2 separate regions of the Homo sapiens genome follow, and region 2 is linked to region 1. A link is a loop called in an ENCODE intact Hi-C map of the cell type or tissue named here. Cell type or tissue: gastrocnemius medialis. All regions are shown on one strand. Each heading gives the region's core, and the rest is flanking DNA. Links, peaks and the distances in the headings are about the cores only.

Region 1 (10,588 bases), core at 2,220-7,219:
TGGAAATTGTGCAAATACATGGAAAGCAAACAATAACAATATGCTCCTGAATGACCATTATTGGGTCAAAAAAGAAATGGAGGAAATAAAAAATAAAATGAATGAAATCAAAATACAAAATACCAAAACCTATGAGATACAGCAAAAGCAGTGCTATGAGGAAAGCTTGGAGCCATAAATACCTACATCAAAAAATAGTAAGATTTAAAATAAACAATCTAATGATGCACCTCAGGCAACTAGAAAAACAAGACCAAACCAAACCAAAATTAGAAGAAACAAAAATAAAGATCAGAGAAGAAAGAAATAAGATACAGAAAAAAACAAAGGATAAATGGAACAAAAAGTTGTTTTTTTCAAACAAATAAAAAATTAACTACTTGCTATACTAACCAAGGAAAAAAGTGAAAAGACAAACAAAGAAAACAGAAATGAGAAAGATATTACACCTGGTACCACAGAAATAAAATAGGTCAGAGACTATTTGAACAACTATAGATAAACAAACTGGAAAACCTAAAAGAAATGGATAAATTCCTAGACACATACAGTCTACCAAGACTGAATAAAAAAAATTAGAAAACCCAAATAGACCAACAACAAGTAATGAGATCAAAGCAGTAAAAAAAATTTCTCTAACAAAGAAAAGTCCAGGACCAGATGGCTTCACTGCTGAATTCTACCGAATTCAAAGAAAAACTAACACCAATTCTCCTCAAACTATTTCAAACATTGGAGAGGAAACAATTCTTTCTAATTCATTCTACAAGGCCAGAATTACCCTCAGGCTAAAATCAGATAAGAATGTAAAACAACCACTAAAAAAAACTGTAGGCTAATAGCCCTGATGAACATAGATGCACAATGCAAAAATCCTCAACAAAATACTAGCAAGGCAAATCCAACAGCACATCAAAAAAATAATACACCATGATCCCAGGTATTTATCCCAGTGATTCATGGGTTGCTCAACATATGCAAATCAATCAGTGTGACACCTCACATCAACAGAATGAAGAATAAAAACCATACAATTATTTCAATGAATGCAGAGAAAGTATTTGATAAATTTCAACATCCCTTCATGATAAAAACCTCAACAAAATAGGCATAGAAAAGATGTACCTCAACATAATGGAAGGCACATATGACAAACCCACAGCTAAGATCATACTAAATGAAGAAAAGGTGAAAGCCTTCCCTCTAAGAACTATAATAAAACAAGAATGCCCACTTTCACCACTCCTATTCAACATAGTACTAGAAATCCTCGTCAGAACAATCAGGCAAGAGAAAGAAATAAAAGGCACCCAAATTGGAAACGAGGAAGTGAAATTCTCTCTTTACCAATAATATAATTTTATGTCTAGGAAAACCTAAAGACTTCACCAAAAACGTTTTAGACCTCATAAATTCAATAAAGTTTCAGGATACAAAATCAATTTCAAAAATCAGTAGCATTTGTATACACAATAATGAAGTAGCTGAGAAAGAAATTAAGAATGCAATACCACTTATAATAGCTACAAGAAGATAATGAAATACCTAGGAATAAATTTAACTAAGATAAAAGACCTGTACAAGGAAAACTATAAAGTACTGGTGAAATAAATTGAAGAGAACACAAAAAAATGGAAATACATTTCATGCTCATGGATCAGAAGAATTAATATTGTTAAAATGGCCATGCTGCCCAAAGCAATCAACAGTTTCAATGGAATCCCTATCAAAATACCAATGTCATTTTTCACAGAATTAGAAAAAACAATCCTAAAATTTTCATGGGGCCAAGTAAGAGCCCAAAAACCAAAGCAACATGAACAAAAAGAACAAAGCTAGGGGCATCACCTTACCTGATTTTAATATATATTACAAGACTTTAACTAAAACAGCATAGTATTAGTATAAAAACAGTTACATAGACTAATGGAATAGAATGGAGAATCCAGGCCAGGTGCGATGGCTCATGCCTGTAATCCCAGAACTTTGGGAACCCGAGGCAGGCAGATCACTTAAGGCCAGGAGTTTGAGCTCAGTCTGGCCAACGTGGCAAAAACCCGTCTCTACTAAAAATACAAAAAATTAGCCAGGCATGGTGGTATGCACCTGTAATCCCAGCTACTCAGGAGGGAGAGGCAGGAGAATCGCTTAAACCTATGAGACGAAGGTTGCAGTGAGCTGAGATTTGCCTCTGTACTCCAGCCTGGGCAACAGAGCAAGACTCTCTCTCAGGAAAGAAAAAAAAAAATAGAGAATCCAGAAATAAATCCATGTATTTACAGCCTACTGATTTTTGACAAATGTGCCAAGAACATCCATTGGGGAAATGACAGTATCTTCAATTAATGGTGATGGGAAATTTGGATATCTACATGCAGAAGAATATAGGTATCTTCTATCTAAGCCCCTATCTTCACTACATCACATATTAATTCAAGGTACATTATAGACTTAAACACTTAAAACTATAAAACTACTAGAAGAAAACAGAGGGAAAACTCTTCAGTACATTGGTCCGGGCAAAGATCTTACACCTAAGACCTCAAAATCACAGGCAACAAAAACTAAAATAGACAAATGGTAGCATATTAAACCAAAAAGCTTCTGCATATCAAAAGAAACAACCAAGAGAGTGAAAAGACAACCTGTAAAATGGGAGAAAATATTTGTAAGCTATTCATCCAACAAGGCATTAATATCCAGAATATCAAGGAACTCAAACAATTCAACAACCAAAAAAAACCCCACAAATAATCATATTAAAAAGTGGGCAAAGGATATGAACAGATATTTCTGAAAGTAAGGCACACAAATGGCCATATACAAATGGTATATGAAAAAATACCCAACATCACTATGCATCAGAGAAATGCAAATGGAAACCACAATGAGATATCATCTTACTCCAGTTAGAATGGCTGTCATTAAAAAGATGAAAAATATCAGATTCTGGTGAGAATGCAGAGAAAAGGAAACTCTTAAACACTGTTGATGGGAAGGTAAATTAGTACAACCACTATGAAAAATAGTATGACGATTTCTTTAAAAACCAAAAAATAGAACTACCATACAATCCAGCAATCCTACTTCTGAGTATTTATCCAAAGGAAAAAGAAATCAGTACATGAATATGTGCACTTGCATGTTTATCTGAGCCCTTGTCACAATGGCAATAGGACAATAGCACTATCCAAACATCCATTTCTCTGTTGATAGACACTTAGGTAGAATCAATTCAGTAAACAATATAACCATGAGCACTGTCTCATGGAATTTATAGTCTAAGTGAGGACAATAATCAATAAATGATTCAATTATTATAAGCTATGAGTCCACCAAATGAAGTATTGCAATATGGGATGAGAGGAGTGGAACCTACTTTAGATAGGGTGATAAGTAAGACCCTTCTGAAGAGAGGACTTACTTCTAAGGTAAGACTTGAAAGGGAATAAAAACATTCATTCAAAGAAAGATTAGAAGAACAATTCAGGAAGAAAGAACAGCATATCATACTAAAGAATGAACTGAAGAAGGCCAGAATGTCTGTAGTCCAATATGTGAGGGGGAGAGTGGCAGGAGATGTTGCGGGAGCTCATCCATTTTTCATCAATATTCTAGGAAACATAAATCACTGGGAGAGGACACACTATGAAAATAACTCTACTCACACACCAGTCTGCTTTAGATAGGCCCTCTCCTTTACACCTAAATAAATATTTACAATTTGAGGGAAGAAATGGAATCAGCCTAAGCATAAGACATGAGGACTCAGAACTTGTTGGTTCCTCATCCTCCAAGCTCCAACCACAAGTTGTTTCTCCCTTTGCCAAGATATCTGGAATTTCCAGACTTGCAATATTAATGCACAGCCCTGTACATGGTCTTATATACCTATGATGACAGCCCAGTCATGAAGCTAGAGAAATGCAAAATAAGAAATTTTGCTAAAATTCTTTAGCAAAAGCTAAAGAATATGAAGACTAAATCTGAGGGAAACCCTAAGGTATATTGGATTTAACCATTATTGAAGACATAAAAAGGTTTAGTCAGAAAGTTTCTGGTGCTTCTCAAGGAATTAGTGACAGCTTTAGAGTGTGAAGACCACATTTCTTGAGTGTTCAGACTTAAAATTCTGTCTTTGTGTAAGACCTTTCAGACTCTGTTTGCTGAAGAAAGAGACTGAAATGTAAGACCTAGAAGTCATATTGTAACATTGCAGGCTAACCAGGTGTTGAGAGACCCCTTGCTATTTATTTAGCCATGTTGTAATGCCCTTTCCAATCCCAAATTCATTCTTGCTTCTAGAAGATTATTGAAGTGGGACTTGCGAGACATATAGTCTCTTTCAACAAACAGCAATATAATTCTTCCTTTACACATTCCAGGGAAGAAAAAAAAAATATCCTTTCCAGCTGGTACACAGGCTGTGATGCACTGGAACTACCTGAATCCTAACCGCCAAAAGGGCACCAGGGAGGATTTTAATATATGCAGTACGAGTGTGTCAAAAACAGCATCTTACGAGAGATTTAATCTGTTCATTTGAAAGAGTGCGGTACAAATGGTCCCGTGGGGCTCACCTCCAGGGCCGCCAACGATTTCACACTTGATGAGAATCAATATGTGTGCTTGGTCTTGACTACAAATATTTCATTAGAAGCTGAGAAAAGGGCCCCTGCTACCCCATTTTGCTTTCTTCCCGGCTTTACTGGTCCCAATTTCTTCCACGTCAGAAATGCCCATCACATTTCATATAAAAGAATGTATCCAGCAAATTAAAAAGCTAGAGACCTCAAGTTGAAATTAATACTTACAGGGTAACAGGTGTCTCACATTTTAAAAATCCTGGCACTGGTTTACAGCAGCATAAGAGTGCCCTTTGTGCTGTTTCCTCCTCTAGCAGAACTGCTCCAAACACAAGGACTGAGGCCGCCAGTCTCTCAAGAATGCCTAACGTGCCATAGGGTGGCCTCCTGGAGACATGAATACTCTCTTGGGCCCGAATTAGAAAACCTTGACCAGGACAAGTAGAAGCAAATGCACTGTCAGCCATGGGCTATTCTTATCCCTGCAGTTGTTGCCCATCTTCAAAATGGAGACAGCGAGACTCATGCTGTCTGAAGACCCTAAGACAGGCTTGACACAGGGTCCCTCTGTTTTTTTTATCCCACCCAATGTCATTCATTTTACTTTGGAAGGCAGTATTATTTCTTCTCCCTATCAAACTTTGTATTAAAGCATAACATACATTTGGAAAAATGCAGAAATCTTAAGTGTACAACTTGATGAATTATCACAAAGTGAACAAATTCATGTAACCACCAGCTCCTTCAACAAATTCATGTAAACACCAGCTCCTTCACTACCTGACCTTCCTCTCCACTACCCAACACTCCTCTCTACTACTATCCTGTCTTCGAATACCATCAGGTAGTTTCTCTTGGTCTTGAACTTTATATAAATGGAACCATAACACTGTGTGACACTGATCTATCTTATTACATGTACCTGTAGTTTGTTCATTCTTATTGCTGTGTAGTGTTCCATCACAAGGATATATGATATTCTATCCATTTTATTGCTAATGGGCATTTGGGTTGTTTCCAGTTTTGTGCAATTATGAATATCATTGCTAAAAATGTTTATGTACATTTTTTTTGAGACAGAGTCTTGCTCTTGTTGCCCAGGCTGGAGTGCAATGGTGTGATCTCAGCTCACTGTGACTTCTGCCTCCCGGGTTCAAGCAATTCTCCTGCCTCAGCCTCCCAAGTAGCTGGGATTATAGGTGCCCACCACCACACCTCGCTAAATTTTTGTATTTTTAATAGAGACAGGGTTTTGCCATGTTGGTCAGGCTGACCTCGAACTCCTGACCTCAGGTGATCCACCCACCTCAGCCTCCCAAAGTGCTGGGATTACAGGCGTGAGCCACCGTGCCCAACCTATGTACATCTTTATGCATATACATACACATTTGTGGGGGACACATGACTATGAGTGAAATTGTTGGCTTTTAAGATATGCACATGTTTAGTATTTATTCTTGGCCTTTTTGTCCTGGAGGGTGCTTTCCACTTAATTTCCCAGAAAAATATCAGCTGCCAAAATCTCTTTTGCCAGTTTGTTCTTGGAACTATGCTAAATATTGTAGGATGATGGTGAGTTAATGGGCAGTCATTGCCCTTGGACATTTATGCTCTCAATTCCTTCTCAGGAGGCAACCAAGAAGGATTTCTGATCAATAGTCTGACCATTCGGTTACTGTTTTCTTACTGCCACAGCCCCTTTTCTTGAGGTAGTCTCTGCATCGTGTGCCCTTTCTTGCCATGGTCTGGGATTTTCTGTCCCTTTCATACTCCCTCTCTCTTGCCAGAATCACATACTACAGCATCAGAATTACCCAGTGAAGCAATCTCTGAGCAATTTTAATCACTATAAATGTCCTTCCTTGAGAAATCCTACACCCCCACCTCCAGGGGAAGCAGCATGTTAACCATGTAAAGAATCACGCTGACTCAATTTCTACATGACTTACTATCTGCTTCATAAAACAAGATTCCGGAGCACTGGTTCCAGCTTGGCCCTGGATATATCATGACCTCTAACAAGGTAACTCTGAGAGCAAAAGAAGAAAAATACCAGTCTTCACTTACACAAGTATTGGATTTATTAACTGTTAAAGAAACAATACTAGTTAAAAACTTAGTGACGAAAGGAGTGTAAACATTTTAAAAAATCATCTTTATTATCCAGTCCCAGTCCTTTATCAAGTTTGCACTTAAACACCCATTTATTCTTAAAAGGAAACAGTTTACATTTTAAAATATTTTTGGAGTACCTCATAATCCCCAGTTAGAAAGTTATTTATTTTTAACCGAAAATTATTTCACTCATCCCTGTTAGTTTCATATAAAGAACAGCTGACGACTATTCTCTTAATAGCAACATTTTATTAATTAAAATTGCTTTTAAGCCACCTTTTTCTTCCTTCAACTAAGTACTGCCAAAGCCATTAACTTTTCAGAATGGGTTCTAATAGTCAATTTTGTTCATCCTCATTCTCTCTTCTAACTATTCAAATATTCAAATTCTTTCTCTTGCTCAGATTTTGGGGCTCCAAACTGTCTTGAATCATTTAAGTATATCTGCCAACACCAAAACCCGTAACATTCTTTCATTCATTTATTCATCCATTCCATTAAAAAAATGTTTTCAGCTTACTGTGAGTTGGGAGCTGGAGAGTCATTGGAGAACAAGAAAGATGAGTCCCTGATCTGATAAAGCTCACTTCCTAAATGTATTAGAAAACAAATAAAAATTCAAAAATTATAAAGTCCATGAGAATAATAAAAACAGATGCTAGACTAAGTAATAACCAGAGGAGGGGTTACTTAATATAGCATGATTCCATTAGGTCTTTCAGAGAAAGTAACATCTGGATTAAAATCGAAGTGATCTTAGGTAGTAGCCATGAAAGAATATATAGAAAAAGTGTTCTGAGAAAATAGTACAGCAATGTCAGGCCCTTAGGAGAGAAGGTCAGAATGGCCAGAATATAACCAAAAAGGTGGAGAGAACTCTGAGAGGAGTTCAGGGAGACAGGTGGAGACTAGATCAAATCCAGCCTTGTTGGCCATTGTTAGGAGTTCATCTTGTAAGTTCCAAATGTGATGATTCCATTAATGAATAATGACATACATAAACTTTTCTCAGATAAGTGCTAGGCTTATGATCAGTTATTGTGCATTCTTCCAATTTGTGATTTACAGTATACCCAAGATCTCCCTGCCTTTGGCATTGCTAACATTCCAGTAATTCTTTTGCTTCTTTGAGGCCCTCTTCTTCTGAAACATAACCTTCAGTTGGATCTTTTTTTTAAAATTTATTTTTGAGACAGAGTCTCACCCTGTCACCCAGGATGGAGTACAATGGTGCAATCTCAGCTCACTGCAACCTCTGCTTCCTGGGTTCAAATGATTCTCCTGCCTCAGCCTCCAAAGTAGCTGGGATTACAGGCACCTGCCACCACGCCCAACTAATTTTTCATATTTTAGTAGAAACAGGGTTTCACCATGTTAGCCAGGCTGGTCTCAAACTCCTGACCTCATGATCCACCTGCCTTGGCCTCCTAAAGTGCTGGGATTACAGGCATAAGCCACTGTGCCTGGCTGGATCATTTTTTTTTAACAAGGCAAAATTTAATTCTACTACAACTGAATAGCTGAGGTGTGATCCTTGTTGTTTTTCACATGTCATTATCCTTCCCTTAGTCATTAGGAAGCAGTAGGGTTTAGATTTCATTAAAACCGGGTTCTACTTCTGTTTTTGACACTTTTTTTTGTTTTATGGGTGTTTTTGTTTGTTTTTTGAGACAGGGTCTCACTCTGTTGCCCAGGCTAGACTGCAGTGGAACAATCGTGACTCACTGCAGCCTCCAACTCCTAAGCTCAAGCGATCCTCTTGCCTCAGCCTCCCTTCAAGTAGCTGGGACTATGGGTGTGCACACCACGGCTGGCTTGTTTTTAACACTTTTACTGTGGGTAACTAGCATGTAACTTTACCTCTGAGTCTTTTTATCCATAAAGTGAAATAATACCTACCTCAGAATTGTTGTGGGGATTAAAGGACATGGAATACGTTAACCCTCAACAGATGGCCACTAATAATATACTTTTCAAAAAGCAAAAACCATAGAACTTTGCAGTAAAAATGAGATGCTGGGATCTTACCCTATCCATTCCTCTAATTTTGTATTTAAGCCTCTCTGAAGCTAAAATAATTGTCAGTAGTCACACAGCTAGTAGCTAGACGTAAACCAGATCTCACTAAATCAATATACTAATAGAAAAATAATTCAACCACCTACTATTTGCTTTAGCTTTGAGGTTGGGCTTTATGAACTCCATAATTATTCTCTGAATCAATCACAAATGCAGCCTGATTCTTGAGGCAAGTTGAAATTGGAAAAATGTGTGGTCTAATAAATGCTACTTATTAGGGCTTGGGAGATTCAGAACCATGAACTCTACTTTTTACTCAATTTGTTAAGGGGGAAAAAGCCAATAAGAAGACATAGTTTCTATATAGATCTCATCCACCAAATGTGGATTGTGACTTACAGACAGCTCAGGGGAGGAAATAAACCTTAGCTGACCGAAGAACTTTGGTAAGCAAATTATTGGAGATAGTGGATGTGTCAACTTAGGGCCCAAATCTAGAGGAGGAACTGTGGTGTCGTTAAATAATGTGAAAGCCACTTACTTCAACTGCTTACTATTGGAAAGTTTTCAAGTAGATATCATACACACATGAACTGATTTATGTAAATGTAAGGGGAAAAAATCCTGAGTCTTAATTGAAGGTTTGACAAGTTGGCTTTTACATATGGTTGTGCTCATATTTAATCTTTATTGTTGGCTTTTTAACTTTTTTATTTTATTATTTATTTATTGTATAAGCAAAGTGTAGTCACAGAAGAAAAATAAAAATATAGATTAGCAAATAAAATTAACTCATAATTCTACCACTCAGAAATAACTATTAACACAAGTATGCACACACAGACACACACATGTTAATTCACACACTTAAATTCTTATTTTGCTCTATGACAAAGTGAATTAATACAAGCCTTTAAACCTAATATAGTACCTCATTATATCAAAAAAACTCACAAAAATGAAAAAGCCATTTCATACTACAAACTTCAAAATTTCACAATTATTGTGCTAAGTACTTAATTACCCAGCATTCCCTTTTCTTCAGGAATGTATAAAGGCCTTATGGCAACAAATTCAATTCTAATTCAACAAGACTTTATTAAACACTTTTAATTGTTCCAATATTTAAGAAAATATAAAATAAGTATCTATGTTTTTAAGGAATTATTCCTGCAAGGAGCACACAAAAATTTCAACTTGGGCAAAATGATTGATAGAAAGCAAGAAATACACATTGAATTTCTGATCAATGTCTCTCTTCAGTGTTTCCATTACAAAGTGGCAACATTTCCTAACTCCTCCTTCTTCATAAGAGTATTATAAAAGCAGATAAATTTCATTATGCACTTTGCTCTCTCAATATTTTGTAAAGTTTGCTGTCACCTACTTGCTATTGCAGTCCTCTGGATAGAAGGAATTTCTACTATAGTTTGCAGACACAGAAGATGAATTTTTAAATTTTATATATCTAGAGAGAGATCAATCTTTTTGTGGGGTGGCAGGAAGGACAATTGATGCAGCCACTTTTAACCTACTTTGTAATTTTATGCTCTTTTACATTTTTTTTTCTAACTTGGTTTAATATCTCCTTAATACTGTAAGGTGCCTTGTACACTGCTGCTTCTTTTGCTTGAAATTCTCTTCCCCCTGCCCCTTCGCCTATAAATTCCTCTCTTCCTGTGGTTCCCAACCCAATTATCCCTTCCTTAAGGAGACCTTTGCCAATGCCTACAAGTCAGTTATTCCAACTCCCGTGTTTGCATATTCCCAGTTTATATCCTCTTTCAAATATCTCAGTTCTCCAAGAGAACAAGAACCAAATTCATCTTGTTCAACCAGTAATCCTAATGCCTAGCATATAGTAGGTG
Region 2 (10,588 bases), core at 2,758-7,757, 68 kb before region 1:
CTTCACCTTTCTGGTGTCATGGACCACTTCAAGATCCCCTTAAAAGATATGGATCCACTCTCAGAATAATGTTTTAAATATATAAAATAGCACACATAGGATTCTGTGTTAAATATGTAAACAACACTTATAGAGAAAGCAACTGATTTTGAAATACAGATATCAAAATATTTCAAAATGTGTGATATAATAGTGTATGTGCTCCTTTATTAGCACATCTAATAACTATTGTAATTTTGAAATAATTGTAAGCAGAAATAACTGCTATAATACAGTATAAAAATATAGATGATTTCTATCAATGACAAAAAGTTATCAGGTACCCCCAATACAATTGTATTTGTTGCCTATATCAGTAATTAATTGAAGGAAATACTTCAGTTATAACTTGGTGAAAATTAATATGTGATTGTTTTCCATCCATGTTCATAGGCCACCAAATCTTTTCAATGACCATCAAGAGTTGGTTAAGAACCCTGGTTCTAGATTTCAGTTGATGGGTATGATGTAATTAAGAAGACTAAGGATGGTCACTATAATAGCTGACATCTGTTGACAGTAAATAATACTGTCTACAGACTACAAATGGGGATTGGCAATTCTTCAGGTAGACCAATTAACAGCCCACACAGAAAAGAAGACTTAATTACCAGTCTGGATCACAGCAGAACTGCCAAATCTGTTTCACTTGATGCCATGTTGCCAGACCACTAGGCCATCCTAAACTTGTGTGAGAATCCTGATTCAAATTACCTGGTTTCAATAAGTGATCAGAGTTCCTAAATCTTTTAGCTAATTCCATATCTTAAGATAATCTCTTATTTAAAATAAACTTTCACCTGTAATATAACAGTAATAGATCTTGAAGTGTTCTTGGAAACTCTTTATTACCTCCTTTAGTGTAAAGATCATAATACCTTCCTTGAAAATGTTGTGTTTCTCTCAACATTTATTCAGTGCCTATTCTAGACTGGGTGCTGTGAGGACTGAGAGCTGGAGAACCAAGACTAAAGAAGAACTTGGAACTGTCCTGCTTCTAGAGAACTCAAGAACTACTGGGTGAATGAGTAAATTACTAAATCCAACACCAAGTTGTAATTTTCATAGTAAGCTATGTATCAAGTACTATTGGGCCCCAGAGGAATAACAAGCCTTCTCAAGTTGGAAGAATAGGAAAGAGGGGAGCCAGAATAGTAATCTGCAAAATGTAGAAAAACGTAGGAGACAAAGATGAACAGGCAGAACTGTTGGGAAATTACTATATGCAGAGGTCATGCAAGACATGAAAAAGAACAGCATGTTTGAGAAAAAAAGTAGAGAGATGGGAGGTACAAAGACCTAGTTGTTAAAAGGTCTTAAGTTTCTCGTTAAGCTGTTTGGACATTATCTTGTTGGTCAGTAGTTACCTGAAGCAGCATCATCAGCATCACGTGGAAACTTGCAGGAAGTACACATTCTCAGACTACATCCCAGACCTACTAGCATGGAAATCTGGCAGTGGACCCTAGCAAGCTATATTTTAATAGCCCTCCAGATGATTCTCTTACACAAAAAGTTTGAGAACCACCACTATTAATATGAGAGAACTATATCGCCAATGATAGGCTCAGAAAAACCATCAAAATGTAGAAAAACCATCCTCTTCTAGCTTTAGGAGTAAGCAATGAGGTTGGATCTGCAAATGGAATGATTATTTATGCATCCATGTGGAAGATGAGTTGAAGGAAAGAGAGAATGAAATCAGGAAGACCATCAGGAGGCTGTGACATGGGCCAGGGAAGGACCAAAACCAGTGAAGTGGCAGTGAAGATGAGCAGAGGGGACAGACTTGTGAGAGGATTCACAGATGCAGCCAGTTAGACATGGGAAATAAGGGAAGAGAAATGTCAGAAATAACTTCTTTCTTGAGCAATGTCCTTGAAAAGCTTGCTTGAATGTCCTGGAGGCTTATGCCTGGCCTTTGATAATGTGGCCAGAACTCATATTCAAGGTTCCTTTACAATTTCAGTTTAGAAAAAGTATACACAGACCCGCTCCTAGTGAATGATAATGCATATATTTATTAGTTTCAGGAAATAAACCATTGAAGGCCCAGAACTTTAGGAAAAAAGAGAAGAACACACCAATCACGAAGACCTAATATCAGGCTTCCTGGAAAACTGATTGATTCCAGAGCTGGGGAAGGGAAAATATAAGATGAGCTTAGAACACTTTTGGTGCCACAAAGTAAAGAAATGCTCAAAAAAAGGATGAAGGCATGTTGAAATGATAACAGGAGCCAGCCTAAAGTAGCTTTGAAAGACCGAAGTTGAAACAATTTAGCAAGAAAATAAGTAATGATATTGGATTATGAGCTAGGAGTACAACATCATTTCTGTAGTATTTGTGCCAAAAATGCATAGCCTCGATCTATTCATAAGAAAACATAAGACAACAGAAATTGATAAATATTCTACAAAATACTTAAGCAGGATTTTTTTTTTTTTTTTTTTTTAAGACAGCGTGCAATGGCGCCATCTCGGCTCATTGCTAGGTTGGGACTGAGGTTAGAGGAACATTCCTTCATTCCTTCAGGGCTGGAGAATCTCCTCCAGGCAGGTATGTGTTCAGAACACTCGAGGCCTGAAGACTTTTGCATTGACTGCAGTGTGTCACCATTTCACAGCAACTCCAGGCTGAAACCAAATCCACTATTAGTTCATCCTCCACCAATCTGGAGGCAAGTAGCTGGGATTACAGGTGCCCGCCACCACACCCAGCTAATTTTTGTATTTTTAGTAGAGACGGGGTTTTGCCATGTTGGCTGGGCTGGTCTCGAACTCTTGATCTCAGGTGATCTGCCTGCCTCAGCCTACCAAAGTGCTGGGATTACAGGTGTGAGCCACTGTGCCCAGCCTGCAGGACTCTTTAAAAGTGTCATGGTCGGCTGGGCGTGGTGGCTCATGCCTGTAATCCCAGGTGGGCTGATCATGAGGTCAGTATATCGAGATCATCCTGGCTAACACGATGAAACCCTGTCTCTACTAAAAATACAAAAAAAAATCCGGGCGTGGTGGCACATGCCAGTAGTCCCAGCTACTCGGGAGGCTGAGACAGGGGAATCGCTTGAACCCGGGAGGCGGAGATTGCAGTGAGCCGAGACTGCACCACTGCAGTGGATGACAGAGCGAGACTCTGTCTCAAAGAAAATAAAAGTGTCAAGGTCATGAAAGTTGAGGGGAGATTGAGGGACTTACAAATAGGAAGAGACTGAGGAGACATGACTACTGAATGCAGTGTGGGATCCTGATTTGGATCCTGAAACAGAAATGGATTCATGGTGAAAATTTGGTTAAAAACCTGGTAAGATTTGAATAAAGTCTGTAATTTAGTTAATGGTATTCTAAGAATGCTTATTTCCTGGTATCAACAAATGTACATTGTAAGGTGTTAACATAAGGGGAAGGTGAGTGAAGTATGGGCACTTTACGTAACATTTTTGCAACTTTTCTGTAGGTCTAAGTTTAATTCACAATAAAATTTTAAATAAAAAAAGTGTTTCCATTTGAATCCTTTTGCTAGTAGAACTGTTTCACGTGGATAAACAATACCAAGTAGCTATTTTCTTGTAGGTCTAATGGCTGTAAGTCACTGTAATTTACTTGGGTATGCAAACCATGTCTTATATGTCTTGAATCCCTAAAGAATTTAGTCAGAGGCAGATTTATGTGAAGCTTCATAAACCTTAACTTTCAGGGCTGTTCACTTGCACAGGCCCCACTTAGTGTGGCACATTGCTGGAAGCTACAGAATATTCTGTCTAGGTAAGGAGGGGAAGCCAGGTTTCAATCAAAAGCATTTCTATGTAAACAATTCAGATAAATTACTTAAAGGGAGCTCAGAAAAAAAAGAGACTTGAATCTCTAAGACTCTGGTAACTTGCTGTGATTTCTTTTCTCATTCTAGAAATATTCACTCTTAAATATTCACTTCATACCTAATTTTTTATATAGATAGATAGATATAGGTATAGTAAAGAGGGCCCTCTGAATCAAGAGATTCTGGCCCAACAAACCTGGATAAGCTTCTAAGCTTCTGTACCTAGCATAGGTGTTCCATAAACATTTCAATTAAGTTACTTGAAAAATCATCTACACATCTGTAAAATGGAGTTCATAATATTGGCCAGTCACTAAACAGCAGAATTGGAAGTGCTAATTTTGGGAATTTTTTATAATAATTATCTATACATCATTTTCAACTTTTAAAGGTATTTTTACACTTATACTCATAGCATGTTAGTATTTTCAAGATCCTTAGAGATCTTCCAGACGTTTTCTGTGTGCAAATGAATGAATAGTCAGTCCCAGAGAGGTTGAGTAATTCATAATTCAAGGACACACAACTAGTGGTGAGATTGATTGAGGACTGGGGCACAGGCATATTGATTTTGAAGACGGTTAGAGAAGGGTTATCAGAATTTCTATATGTTGCCTGAACACAAAGACTTCAAAGTTTTTCTCCTACTGATAATTCCTATCCCAGACCGCAGAACAGCATAAGATAGCTTTGTCCCTCTTGGCACCCTCCACAGCAACATAGTGCAATTTTAAGAGACAATTATTCCATATTAAACTAGCCTTGTGTGCATTAACCAATTTCTAGGCAGAATTCTTAAGTCCAAGCAACTATGCTTCTGCATTAAAAAAATAAAGCATAATAATATAGAATAGGAGTTGGAGTTGGGTTGGGACTGAGGTTAGAGGAACATTCCTTCAGGGCTGGGGAATCTCCTCCAGGCAGGTATGTGTTCAGAACACTTGATGCCTAAAGACTTTTGCAGTGACTGCAGTCTGTCACCGTTTTGTAGCGACTCCAGGCTGAAACCAAATCCACTATTAGGTCATCCCCCATCATTCTGGAGGCAAGCCTAGAAATAGTTCCACTGCTGCCTTAATAGCATTTGGGATAGGAGCAAATGTTCTACATGGTGGCGCCTGTTGGAGCTAATCAGATAAATTAAGGAGTTGAGCATGTTTCCACCATTTGGTTTAGTTTTATTTTAGTCTCCAAGTCCCTTTGCTCCTTTTTAAGGCCTGGCACTTTCTCAATGGTGAAGGCTACACTGCCTTATCACTGAGAGAAGCTTCCTCAAGTAGAAGCACCACATGCCATATTCGTCCTAAGGGACACTGAGTGTCCAGCAAACCAACAGTGCAGCTGTTCTGTAACATTACAGAGGCCACCTCTTCGTCTCAGCATGCTTAAAATCATCTCCCTTCAGAAATAAATTAATGAAGTCTGCCAGAGAGAGTACACTAGTTTATTTGTTAGAGTGGAAAAGATCTTTTTTAAGATCAGGGTGTAAAGCTTGGATAAATAGGCTTTGGTTTTGTTTCCAGAAACAAAATAAGGTGTAGAGTTAAATAATGAGACCTAATTTTATCTTTGAAGAGAGTGACTACTCAAATCACAAATTTTCTGCCATTGCAGTTCTATTCAGTTAAGGCATATTATCTTGCTGGTATTCTACTGTTTTTACCTATAAAAACTTCAATTTTATATGGTTCAAACAAATATTTATTTATATTTCCAGATAATCGATTCAGCTCTCTTTTTTTAACTTCCCTGTGAATCTATCCCTTGACATTCCTAGTGGCAGGTGAAATCCCATGACCACAGTAACTGCAAATGACATCATCATGGGGTTACTAGGAAGCCTCTCTTATAGTTGATTTGCTGCTGACATGAAACAGTTTTCTTCACAAGTTCATGTATTGCCCTCAAAAATATAACAAATAAAATATAGGCAGATGAATTAGCAGAAACAGAAAAAGAGGACAAGCACCATTGTAACGAGGTTTGTCAGCCACCTTTTGCTATCTGCTTAACTAGCTGTAAACCACGCACTAGAGCTATTGCCTGGAGAAAATTTATGCCAATCAAATTATTTTGCCAATTATTTATCTGTCAAAAACTCTTTAGATCATGGGGAAGTTGAAATTTTCACCTGGAGAAAGGAATAAACTATTCAGAACTGATGCGCAATGCCTGGTTACTAGCAACATAAAAAAGCTCAATATAACTATGTAGCCATACAAGTTAGCACAGAATTAATGAATACAAGTTTGTCCCTCACCAATGAGCTAACTTTGGAAATATCTCCATATAGTCTCTATTTTAGCCTATTAAATAGAATCACTTTTCCACACCTACTTGTAATTCCTCATGTGACTACAGCCTTTTAAGCTGTGTTTCCACACAAATATCCTGTACCAGTCCAAGCTCTTACAAGGAGTGCTTGCAACGGGTGCTGGCTTTGTCTTATTAGCATTGCATTCATGTGTCAGGCATTGCACTTAGTAGGCAGTCAGTAAATATTTATTGAATTAATTAATGCTAAAAAAAGCATTGTTTTTTACAAAGTGCTTACAAAATTAGTGACCTGTTTTTATTAACTCCTGTGCTTACTCATTAAAGAATGTTGTAAACATTTTTGTCTTTTTACAGGAATTTACAACTGAGGAAACTGTATTTGTGTGATTGAGTGGTTTATTTTAGCTCATACAATGTACCAAAAGTTGATCTGTTGTCTTTGTTCCCATTCAGGACTCTACCCATCTTCCATAAACACTAACACTTCTTGATAGAATGACCATATAATTTATCTTCCAAACAAAAAAAAACTTGACAGTGAAAGGGGAAGACTAACTAAGCATGACCAAGAGGCACAAATCAGGATATTCCCAGGATAGGTGGTCACCCAACTTCTTGATACCCTACTACGTGCCTGCCATTAGGCTAAGTCGTGAGGAAAAAAGAGCGAATATGTCTGCCTTTATAGTTGACAGGATGGTAGAGTCCTGGGTGAAAGGCACCAGCACAAAGTCAATTCCCATTTTCACTTCATTCACCTCCAAAAGTCCCATTTCCTCTACCAGATGTTTTCATTCTAGATAGGAAGGCTGAAAAACACTGTGCTTTCTGATCATGCTTAATTCCCACCTGGTGAAGTCTTTATTAATCTTTGAAATCTTTGACCCAATCTATTCAAAGATATTAACTGCTGATAAAAGGAAACACGAATTAGAAAGTAAACTTCTAAAACAAATCCATTTATTCAGTAATTTAAAAAGTAAAAAGATAGATTCTAAGACAAAAATAAAGTCATTTTTCTAATTTACCTTTTTATTAAGGTGTCACTGACACAGTGTGCACAGTGAATTTTTACTGCCTCCTAGAGCAAGATGTAGAACAGTCTTGATACCTCAGAAGGCCTCACTGTGACTGCTTGGGAAGCCGTTGTGAATGATTTCCAGATAAAGTTGCTATTCAAAACTTACTGTCATGTTTTACATTTGGGCTCAGGCCCTTTGAATCCATAGGCTCCTGCAAAGCCTGTAGCAGCAGGGACTGGTAGTGTCTTGCCATGACTCCAAAGAAGATAGGTAAGAAATCGAATGGGAAAGGAGCTAAAACTGCAAGACAGGAGGATAAACAAGGAGAATAGGCACTGCCCAGCTCCTTTTCTCCTCATTTTCCCCAGAAAAGATAAGCAGCTAGCCATGTGCATGTTTAACATCCTGCTCTCAATAAAATGAACAAATAAAAAGTTCAATTGCGCACTAGCAGGGAGGCAGGAAGCCAGGCACTGTGCTAGAGACTCCCTGTACCTTGTTGAACACTCACAACCACCCTATAAAGTGGAGACCAGCGTCATTGTTTGTTTTACACTTGAGTAATCTGGGGACCCAGAGATGTCAAGCAATTTACTCAAAATCATACCATTTGTAAGTATTGGAACCTGGATTCGAACCTTGTCTGCCTTTATACCACTTTTCTGCTAGAAATGCATTTGCTGTTATAATGCAAACTTATCATCTACAAAGAAAGAGATGGACTTAGTTGTTCTGGAGGTGCTTTCTAGCTTTAAAACTAGGACTTCATGAAAATAATTTTTAACTCATGGGTAAATTATACGAGAAATTTCTTAAATATGGTTTCCCTTCACATTCTTTTGAATATAACTCACAAGAAGACAAAATACAAGAATGTTTAAATATACAAAGCAACATATTATTTAAGCTTTCTAAATCAGACTCATTCTTTCCCAAGGATGTAAAATCTCCTGAGTGATTACAAACTGACATTTGATCATTGATTTTGCTGCCAGTTGGTTCACAGGTATTATACTTGTTCTTGTCAAAGATTGCTTCTACTTTTGCCCTTTTCTAGTGTTCAGGTTTATCATTTCCCCTTCCTAAAGACAAAGAGATTCCAAAATCTCCTGAGATTTCTGGAATTCACTCTGGAGAATTCTCAACTTTATAAAGGGATCAAAACAAATCTGCCATGGAGCACCTACCTGAGGAGCTCAGAGAACTCTCCAAGGATTCTTTGGGCAGATGGGCTTTTGCAGATCTTGTACGCTAAGATAGGGTGGAGAAAGGAAAGAGCTGGAGAATGGGGTGTGAATTCTCTGTCACTTTTTAAAGTAACAAGTTCCTCTAGAGAGCAACTTGGTTCCTCTAGAGAGCAACTCATTACCTTCAGAAAGACTTTCCTAAATTGTGACTTATTCTATCAATATGCTTCTCAGTATTGCAAAGTGATTTAAACCAATTTGACCTTCACAATTGTCTGGTCATTTTGGTAAATATCAGTAGCCTTTACCAATAAAAGAGAAGTTAAGAACCGTATCTCCTTGTAACCTGGCTATCAGGTTAGCACATTATCTAAGAAAGCAAATCTCAGACTAGAGTCTGTCACTCATACAAATATCAAGGGTCCAGCAATCACAAAAGCAGGCATGCAGCCTGTTCTGGGAGCTTTGTGAAGTCCATCTCACTGTCCTTTGGGCACTCGGACAACCACCTTAGGAAAAAAAAAAAGTGTCCTGAGGCAGATGTAATGGTGCTGTCACAGCAGGATCAACTTTCTGGTCAGGAAAGGCAATGGAATTTCCTGTAAAGTTGTGGAGACCATGAACAAATGGTCCTAGAAATAGAGCACCTTTCAAAGGGTGTTAGGTTATTGGTTTCTTAATATTTTTAAATTTCTTTCTAGAAGTACCCGTTCTCTATTTCTAGCCAGTCTACATGTCTTTAACATCACTCAAGTTATCATTGAAAGAATATCTCTAACTTCCCTCATGCAAGCTAATGAATTCTAGTGTAAGTTCAGAGAGCAACATTTAAAGTACTTACTGCCTCTGGGGTATCAGTTCCTGAATAGGGATTTTCAAATGCTAAAGAACCATTGAGGTAATGAGTATTTCTGCTCCTAGGATATATATTAAAATAACTTATGCATATATATCATACTCTGTATGTATTTAAAGAATGTAAGAATTTTAAATTACAAGCAATGTAGTACTTGATGTGTGTTTTGCATTATGTGGCTTGGACTATTGAGAGAGTGGTAGAAGTAAGTCTCCAAACTCTCTCCTCCTCCACCCCCATTCCCAGGAACAGAAGCTAAGATATAAGCCCTGGGAAAAATAAACTCATCAGGGACATATATATGAACCTATGTATTTTTCTAGGTCATAAATATTTAGTGGAAAGGCCCTAGGGCAAACACTTTCTTGTAGAACTCTGTTCCTCTGCAATCTCCCTTACATAGTGTTTTTTCTGTTGCCCTTCTCTTTCTCCCTTGCAGCTAGGCAGTATGGTAACTGAGGCCTGAGGCTTGGAAGTATCTCTCATCTTTTTTTTTTTTTTGAGACGGAGTTTCGCTCTTGTTGCCCAGGCTGGAGTGCAATGGTGCGATCTCAGCTCACTGCAACCTCTGCCTCCCAGGTTCAAGCAATTCTCCTGCCTCAGCCTCCTAAGTAGCTGGGATTACAGGCATGCACCACCACGCCCAGTTAATTTTGTATTTTTAGTAGAGACGGGGTTTCTCCATGCTGAGGCTGGTCTCGAACTCCTGACTATCTCTCATCTTTTAGATGTCAAACAAGACCTGATACAACCAGAAAAAGGGAAACGGGGGTTCGGGCCAGTTCTGTTTGGAAAATTAAGGGATCTTGATCTCTCTGTCTTTCTCACACTTACCTCCTTCTCTAGTAATTAAGTGAACTCCAAAGCCTCACAAGGACCTTGGCAAAAGGGAAATAGAAATAGGCCTTTTTCACTACTTCACATCCAGACATTAAGATAAAAGAGTAGAAAGAGTTATCAAGACTCACAGTGATCTGACAAAGTAAGATGAGAAACCAGGAGGGATTTAGGGTCCAGTCTCCACAAAGTCATAAGGTATGCAAATACCTAGAGCATCCTCAGGATTCTAGCAAGTGCAGCCCTACAGTGGCTGTCCAGATCCCACTTTGCACCTATGGCATAATGCCACATACACCTTGGGCACTCACCCCTGTCAATGATGAATAGTTCTTGCCATTTAAAGTCTGTCTGAGCAAGAGTTATGACAAAGAAGAGAGAAAAAAAAATGAACCAATGGATGTGCCAATAAAACTTAAACTTGTCATGGCAAGTATAAAATGTTAAACATTCTGTAATCATATCACAACTGCATTTGTTAAAACGCCAGCTCCCAGAATACATGTCACTGAGTGAGATCAGGCAGCTAGTAGCCTCCAAACTAAAGTGTA

The links. Peaks named below come from ENCODE experiments on the same cell type or tissue, not always from the same donor. Only the 100,000 strongest peaks of a DNase experiment are listed, where the experiment ranks them.
Region 2: it touches region 1 in a loop (3-fold over the local background); 5 of 110 quality-filtered maps call a loop at or near these places.

What each region holds. Positions count from the first base shown.
Region 1 is chr2:210,319,061-210,329,648 of GRCh38, reverse strand. LANCL1-AS1 (LANCL1 antisense RNA 1) reads right to left here and starts at 4,937. Exons shown (of 5, transcript NR_110606.1): 1 at 4,815-4,937. In gastrocnemius medialis, for the core only: no CTCF peak of the experiment used is centred there; a DNase peak (open chromatin) is centred at 5,018; H3K4me3 peaks cover 1,020 bases; H3K27ac peaks cover 3,062 bases.
Region 2 is chr2:210,387,108-210,397,695 of GRCh38, reverse strand. The region is part of intron 1 of LANCL1-AS1 (LANCL1 antisense RNA 1); the gene reads right to left. Among named protein-coding and RNA genes, the nearest start is that of LANCL1-AS1, 68 kb to the right of the region's middle. In gastrocnemius medialis, for the core only: no CTCF peak of the experiment used is centred there; a DNase peak (open chromatin) is centred at 4,855; H3K27ac peaks cover 2,543 bases.